Linked DNA regions of Homo sapiens: region 2 is linked to region 1. The links are chromatin contacts, found by Hi-C or POLR2A ChIA-PET in ENCODE. All regions are on one chromosome and are shown on one strand. Each heading gives the region's core, a stretch centred on a gene start or an enhancer-like site at or near the end of the contact. The rest is flanking DNA. Distances are from core to core; before and after follow the strand shown. Region 1 holds the start of TMEM255B (transmembrane protein 255B). Region 2 holds the start of UPF3A (UPF3A regulator of nonsense mediated mRNA decay).

Region 1 (4,134 bases), core at 202-2,701:
GTCGTACTCGCTGCCGTACTGTGCACTTGCATTTTTGCTCCGCGTTCTGTTTTTGGCATTTATCCACATTGATCCATGTAGCTCTCATTTATTTTAACTGCCATGTGGTATTTCGCTGTATATGCCCATTTCTTTATCGCTTCTCCCCGTGTTGGATATTCAGGGTGTGTCCGGTGCTTTGGACACACAGTGTTGTGAGGAATATTCTGTACGCATCTTCTAGCACATGCATACTTCTTGTGGTAGTTTCTCTCTCACAGTGGATGGCCTATTAGAATGACTAGGGAATTCTTAGCTATTAGTTTGTTCCCAGAAGTTCTGGTTCAATTGATCTGGTCTGGGTTCAGTGCTGCAGAAATGTTTTTTCTTTTAAAGACATTCCTGGATGACTTTAACGACAGCCGGGGTTGAGAACCACGGCTCCTGGCTCGAAGGAGCAGATCTATGTTTGTGTTCTTGGGCATATCTAGAAAGAGATATGCTTTCTTTCTGGCTTGTCATCTACTTGCTTCAATTTTCCTAAAGGTTGCTTTCAAAGTGGTGGCACCATGCGTGATCCCAGCGGTGAATGCAGATTCCCACGTTTTCATTAACATTCTTTAAGTTGTTTGACCCTTGGGGTTTTCTGATAGGATGAGGGTGAAACGCATCCTCTTGTTCCCACAGCGTTCCCCTAATTCCGGGGGCTGAGTTTATTGATCGTTCAAGCATCTTCTTTTGTGACGGGACCGCTGATGTCCTTGACTCAAAGATGTTAAAAATACGTTTAGAAGGATCTTTATTTTTTCCTGCTGCTGTACGAGGCACCCTTTCTGGCCCCGTGTTTCCTTGCCCTTCTTTCCAGCAGCAGATTTTACTCAGAACAACTTCAGTGCTGTGGACACAAAGACGCAGGCCTTGGAGAGGCGGGTCAGCCCTGCCTCGGGGCTGCTGAGTGAGGTGCCAGATGCGTTTGTTCCTCATTTACTCATTTGCGTTTGTTCCTCATTTACTCGTTCCTCGCAGACTGGGTTGTAACACCATGTACCACCCTCTGAACCCAGAGATCAAGGGCTGGCTGGCCCTGTAGCCCCAAGGAGCTCCGTCACCGGCCAATGGGGAGGCGAACCCGTGGTGACCCACTCAGCGGCACCGCCAAGGGCTGAGCGTGGCGCCAGCGGCGGAAGGCCCGGGGTCACCGTCCCAGGCCGGGGCTCCGACCCCGAGTCCGCAGGGTCCTCTCCAGGCACCTTCCATCTGGGGTCTGGCTTCCACTCCCGGCCGCGGCGTCCTGATTTCCAGAAACCAGGCGGCCGCTGGAGGGGAGAAGGGGGAGCGGGCGCAGCGGGGGAGGGAGGAGAAGAAACGCCGGAGAAGGGAGAGTAGAGCGAGGAAGGACGCGAGGCGGGCGGAGCGCGGGGAGGTGCAGGGGGCGGGGAAGGGGCGGCGCCGCGAGGGCGGCTCCTGGCGGCGGGACTGTGGCTGTGGCCCCGGGAGAGCCGGGTGGGGCCTCGGGATGCAGCCGCCGGTGCCCGGGCCCCTGGGCCTGCTGGACCCCGCAGGTGAGCGCGGGGCTGGGGGCTCGTCTCGGCTCCTGCGGGGGAGCGTGGGGACCCCGGGGCTGGGACTACAGGTCCCCGGCCGGCCCGGGCGGAACCTGCGCGGAGACGCGGCACGGGGTCTGGTCCCTCCGCCTCCTTCGAGCTCTGTCTTTGGAACACTTTGCATTTCGCACTGGGGTCGGGCGTTCGTCCTACCGGTTCGTTCATTCATTCTCTCTCCCTGTCTCTCTCTCTGTCTCTGTCTCTGTCTCTCTCGCTCTTTCTGTCTCTGCCTCCTCAGTCTTTGCCTTTCTCTGACTCTGTGTCCGTTCCTCTTGGCCTCTCTCTCCCTGTTACGTTTTATTATGAGGAACAGGCGCCCCAAAGTGCGCTCCTTCCCCATCTCTTCCGTTTATTCCAACCTACACCATTTTCCGGGAAAACTTCGTTTGGAAGAGCGAGGTAGCCTTTTCCTGTTTGAACGTGCAGAGGCGCTCACAGAACTGGACAGTGTTGCTTGGTTTCGGCTCGCCCCTCTCTCGTGTTTCTCCCCGGTGTGTTCACGGAATCTCCAATTCTTCCACTTCCCAGACCAAGCCCGCTGCAGCCTCGGAGCCAGGCAAAGGCTGGGAAAACAGGAAACCTGTTGCGTGTTCACCAGTTCGCAAGCCGGGCTCGGGGGCTCTGCCGGGAAGTGGCCAGGACTGGAAGGATGCCGGGTGTCTTCCTGAGGGGGAGAGGGCTGGGCAGATTTCAGAACAAAAGAGAAACAGAGTTCCCTAGAAAGTGAAGCCCTGACGGCTGGAGGGAGGGATGGAGTGGTGTCTAGGGGGCTCTGCCGCTCCCTCAGAAATAATCCAACACAAACTTCTGGGGATTAACCTCACAACCCTTTTACTGCGGCATCGTTCGGAACCGGACGAATTACTGTTACTTAAAATAATCAAATAATTTGGCTTCTTTCTAAAAGAAACCACTATATGCCTTCCAATCTAAAGCAAAATGCTCTATGGTCAAATGTATTAATGTGGATTAGTCTATTGGTGTTTAATAATGATAACTATTATTATTATTTATTAACTAGTTTTATCATTATTAGAATGCCTTAATGTTTAAAAATAGCATCTGACTTAGATTTTCTTCTGACAAAGAACTTTAAACCTTAAAACAATACTTGGAGCTGGTCTTTTTAGTATATGAAACATTGGTGTATCTGGGTAGGATTATGGGTCTTTTTGTTTGGAGCTGGTCTTTTACTAAAATGTATAAAGCATTGGTGTGTCTGGGGTTGGATTATGGTCTTTCTGCTTTGGTGTGTCGGGGTGGATTATGGTCTTTCTGCTTTGGGGTATCTGGGGGTGGGTTATGGTCTTTCTGCTTTGGGGTATCTGGGGGTGGATTATGGTCTTTCTGCTTTGGGGTATCTGGGGGTGGATTATGGTCTTTCTGCTTTGGTGTGTCTGGGGGTGGATTATGGTCTTTCTGCTTTGGGGTATCGGGGGTGGGTTATGGTCTTTCTGCTTTGGGGTATCTGGGGGTGGATTATGGTCTTTCTGCTTTGGTGTGCCTGGGGGTGGATTATGGTCTTTCTGCTTTGGTGTGTCTGGGGGTGGGTTATGGTCTTTCTGCTTTGGTGTGTCTGGAGGTAGATTGTGGGTTTTTCTGCTTTGGGGTATCTGGGGGTGGACCATAGTCTTTCTGCTTTGGGGTACCTGGGGGTAGGATTATGGGTTTTTCTGCTTTGCCCTTCTTTGTTCACTACCCTGGGCATGTGTAAAATCAGGACGAAAGAGGAATTGACGGCTGAGTGATTACAGTTTTACCTGGGATTGTTACTTGGACACCATGACTGGTGTCCCCACATGATTAAATGGAACTCACTCTTCTTTTTGGGCGTTCCAGGTCCGGCTGGCAGGAAGGCCGGATCTTAGAACCCTTCCAAGCAGTGCCACCTCCCATGCTTTGTGACATTCCCCTTCCTGGCTCTGTGGAGTAGAGGAAATGGGTCTGAGGGGCAGGAAGAACCTGACCTCCAGCCTCGCGTGTCTTCCAGGTAGGACCTGGCGTGGGCACAGGCTCATGTGGTTCAGCTCCTCCAGCTAAGGCTGGGGAAGGAGCCAGGAAGGGGAGAGCAGGTGGGATGGGAGAAGTGGGGGCTGGTGGGGAGTGACAAGGTGATATTCTGAGATATCCTAGATGGGCTGCACCTGGGGAAGACTAGAATTAGAAAAATCAGCGCACTTGATAGCAGAGAGGTAGCTGTTGGCCCCTTCAGCTTCACATCTCAGAACTCCTCCTTGCAACTCCAGTGGGAGAAATGCTGGTTAAGAATAGCCGCTACGCCGTCTTAAAGTTCACACCACCCTGATGATTAGCATATGCATTCCATTTACAAAAACCTATATGAGAGCCCACGTATCGTGTCTCACTGGACGCTTATCACAATCTCAAGAGGTGGGTGAGCAGGTGGTTCTCATGATTTCCATCCTACAGGTCAGGAGACTGAAGTGCCTTCATTCATTCCGTACCAGGAGATGTGTCTATGTCCTCATCTGAGCCCCGGGAACCGGCGACAAACAAGAGACAGAGCTCTTGGCTCTCATAGGGTTCTCTT
Region 2 (3,643 bases), core at 257-2,756, 520 kb after region 1:
TTACTGACCTGGTTGTGCCTGGTGACAGATGGGACCAGCTCTTTTCTCCATTTGGTAATTTTGGAAAATTTGGCAGAGTTAATAAAGAAATCCCCTTGGTGCAAGATTGCTACAATAAGAATCTATTATAGATGGCAGATGTGAAGTTCACAGTCCTTTTTATTATCCTAACCTAGTAACATGACTAGAGGTAAAATTAAATATTGAGTTAGATGATTGTTTAATATTTTAAAACCAGAGGGAAGACATACAAATAGATTGAGAGCAGTTTCTTTCTAAAGATAATCAGAATATATCTCCTATATTTTAAACACTGCAGGAACAGTCAAAATTTTAAAATAAATGGTTTCCACATTTTTTTATCCCCATCTCTCCCCCTGACTATATAGTAAAATATTTTATTTGGCAACCACGTTTTCCTACTTTTAATCACACATCATCAGAGCTTTTCATCAGCCTAACTAGTCTTCCTACTCACTGAGTTGTGACGAAAGCCTGGTCTAGGCACTTTTACCACGGCCATGTTTTTGTTAAGATCCCTGCAGACTGTGAACTATGAAAACCAGCCCCTGGCCCCGCTTGTGGGTGCTGCAGAGCCGCGTGTGAACTGCTCCTAGGAAACCGCGTCTCTGGGCAGGGTGGCTCTCGGGCCGTGGATCCGCCTAAAAGCTTTTCTGCCAGTGACGCCCTTGGTCTCTGGATGTGTTCACGCCTCAGTGATTTTACTCTCTGGTTTCTTGTGTGTGCTTGAGATTCTTGAGAGAAAGCGTGCTGCAGATGAAAAATGCAGCCTACATGAAAAAGAGAAGGGGAAAGCCATTTTAAAATAACTTCCATGTAAGTTACTGTAATCAAAGTGCTGCTGCCTGTGTGTTCATAAAAAAATATGTGCAAGGGCCCGGAGCGGTGGCTCATGCCTGTAATCCCAGCACTTTGGGAGGCCGAGGTGGGCGGATCACTTGAGGTCAGGAGTTACCGAGACCATCCTGGCCAACAAGGTGAAACCCCGTCTCTACTTTAAAAAAACAAAAAAATTAGCCAGGGGTGGTGGCGCGTGCCTGTAGGTCCCAGCCACTCAGGAGGCTGAGGCAGAGGCTGCAGTGAGCCGAGATCGCGCCACTGCACTCCGGTCTGGGCGACAGAGCGAGACTGTCTCCAAAAAAATTAAGAATTCAAATGTGAACCCGGCTTTCATGGCGCCCCGGCCACGGAGAGCCTGGGGGAGTGGGATAAAAACGGTGCTGGGATGGGAGGGCGGCTTGTCCGCGAACTCCTCCCACCACGCCCGGACCAAAGCCGCCGGCGCCCCGCTTCCGGGGCCGCCCTAAACCGCGGCCGCCGCTCCCTGAGGGGCCGCCTGACCCGGCGGAAAGCCAGGCTGTGTGGCCGGAGGTCACCACCCCGACCCCGACTAGTCCCGCAGCGCCTGACCCCTTCGTGGGCGGCCCCGACCGCCGCGGCTCGAGGAGGGGCGGGGCTGGGGCGGCCGAGCTCTCGCGAGGTTTCGTCGGGGGCTGGCGGCTGCGGCTCGGCGGAGAGTGCGGCATGCGCTCGGAAAAGGAGGGGGCCGGAGGCCTTCGGGCGGCCGTTGCCGCGCGGGGCCCGAGCGGGAGGGAGAAGCTGTCGGCCCTAGAAGTGCAGTTCCACCGCGACTCGCAGCAGCAGGAGGCTGAGACGCCGCCAACTTCGTCCTCCGGTTGCGGGGGCGGTGCGGGCAAACCTCGCGAGGAGAAGAGGACGGCCCTGAGCAAGGTGGGGACGGGGGCGGGGCGCGCAAACCTCGCGAGGAGAGGACGGCCCTGAGTGGAGGGAGGGGAGGGAGGGGAGGGAGGGGCGGGGGCCGGGCCTCCCAGCGCGGTACGCGGTGCCTTTTGAGCTCCTTGTCCACGCTCCGCCCCGGTGGGAACGGCCGCGCGCTCCCCGCAGGTGGTCATCCGCCGCCTGCCTCCGGGCCTCACCAAGGAGCAGCTGGAGGAGCAGCTGCGCCCGCTGCCAGCACACGACTACTTCGAGTTCTTCGCCGCCGACCTGAGGTGAGGCCCGCCCCGAGGGGAGGAAGAGAGGGCGGAACCCAGAGCTCGGCGGCGGTGGCCGTCTCGTTGCCTTACGTTCCTTACCCTGATTTCTCCTATATGGGAGTCGTGTGAGCTTTTTGAATAAATACATTTCAGTAAAACGTGTCCGTTCCGTCAAAGAAAAATACCACCAACAAAGAAACACAGATGTGGTTTACATGAAAAATGCGGATGATTTTCAGACGGCTAACGCTTAGGAAAGCGGGTGCCTTTGAAAGGACCAGCGTTGCCCGCCCGGCGCCTCCCGGGCTTCCCTGCTCGTCCGCGGACGGGGCGCTGCGGGGCCGGGGGGCGCCGGCTCTTCCTGTGGCCTCCACGCTGGTGCCGCAGCCAGTGCGGTTTTAAATACCGGAGAAGGTCCCCAAGTCAGGAGAGTCTCTCGGCGCCACGGGTTCCTCTGGGAGTGCGCCCTGGCCTTGCCTTAGGGTTTCAGCCTCGGAGGACCGGTTCTGGGCAGTGGAGAAGGGACCTGAGTTCTGCCTTGTAAAGTTAACGTTTTGCGTTTGTTTTTGCTAAAGAATATCCAAGTTGTTACAATTAACTGAGATGATTTGGCACAAAAGTTTTATCTAAAGTAGTTTGTTGTGCCCAGAAAAGGAAAAAGAGGCTAAATTAATGGACTATTGTATTTTTCACTGACCATTTTCACTGTTATCTCTTATTTCAGTCTTTATCCTCATCTCTACTCAAGAGCATACATTAATTTTAGGAATCCTGATGACATCCTTCTTTTTAGAGATCGTTTTGATGGATATATCTTCCTTGACAGCAAAGGTTGGATTATTGGTTTTTAAAAATCTATTATAATCTGTAGGTATACTAATGAAGTATTGCTAGAATATTCGTGCTTTTTAAATTATTATTATTTTTTGAGACAGGGTCTTGCTCTGTTGCCCAGGCTGGAGTGCAGCAGCCGCAATCACGGCTCACTGCAGCCTCACACTGCGGCTCAAGCAATCCTCCAGCCTCCTAGGTAGCAGGGACCACAGGCGTGTGCCACCATGATCGGCTGATTTAAAAAAAAAATTGTGTAGAGACGGGGGTCTCACTGTGTTGCCCAGGCTGGTCTTGAACTCCTGGCTTCAAGTGATCCTCCCACCTCAGCCTCCCAAAGTGCTGGGATTACAGGCGTGAGCCACAGCATCCGGTCTATTTGTGCATTTTAATTAAAAAGTTCTCAGACTAAAATAAGTTTATAAATTTTGATTATGTTACTGTAATTATGTGCAGATATTAAAAATTGAAATTATTTAATTTTATTATTTAATCCAAAAAAATTCCAGAAATTCTGTGTAATAGTGACAGCCTATTTATGTATTATCATCAGAGAATGAAGGTTTTCATGAGTGAGTTTGTTGCATGAGAGAACTTGATCTTTTTAGGTTCTAAAGCTAAACTATTTTACCTGATAGGAATTTTCCAAAATGTACACTGACTTCTATCTTCCTAAACAGCATCCTTCATGACTGTACCATTTATGATAATGTCACCAGGAAGTCACTGCTGTTAAACAGCTTTGCCTGCGGAGACAGCAGTCTTCAACTCTACTCTCAATAGTTCCCTTATCA

What was found. A loop is a pair of places that touch in the nucleus more often than their neighbours do. ChIA-PET counts read pairs that join two places held with the same protein, here RNA polymerase II (POLR2A). Pooled maps may share reads with other maps.
Region 2: a pooled map shows a loop between it and region 1 (8-fold over the local background). The contact joins the promoter of UPF3A here to the promoter of TMEM255B in region 1. A Hi-C loop is called at or near these places in 5 of 50 pooled maps. POLR2A ChIA-PET finds 5 or more read pairs at or near these places in 2 of 52 experiments (A549 and H1).

The regions. Positions count from the first base shown.
Region 1 is chr13:113,757,775-113,761,908 of GRCh38, forward strand. TMEM255B (transmembrane protein 255B) reads left to right here and starts at 1,452. Exons shown (of 9, transcript NM_182614.4): 1 at 1,452-1,541. The coding sequence starts at 1,496. RefSeq lists enhancers at 612-1,113, 1,670-2,171.
Region 2 is chr13:114,280,095-114,283,737 of GRCh38, forward strand. UPF3A (UPF3A regulator of nonsense mediated mRNA decay) reads left to right here and starts at 1,507. Exons shown (of 10, transcript NM_023011.4): 1 at 1,507-1,752; 2 at 1,927-2,033; 3 at 2,743-2,849. The coding sequence starts at 1,546. It overlaps LOC105370384 (a long non-coding RNA gene), which reads right to left and starts at 975. Exons shown (of 4, transcript XR_007063887.1): 1 at 9-975. RefSeq lists enhancers at 735-1,034, 1,488-2,175 and silencers at 1,255-1,524, 1,755-1,934, 2,315-2,524.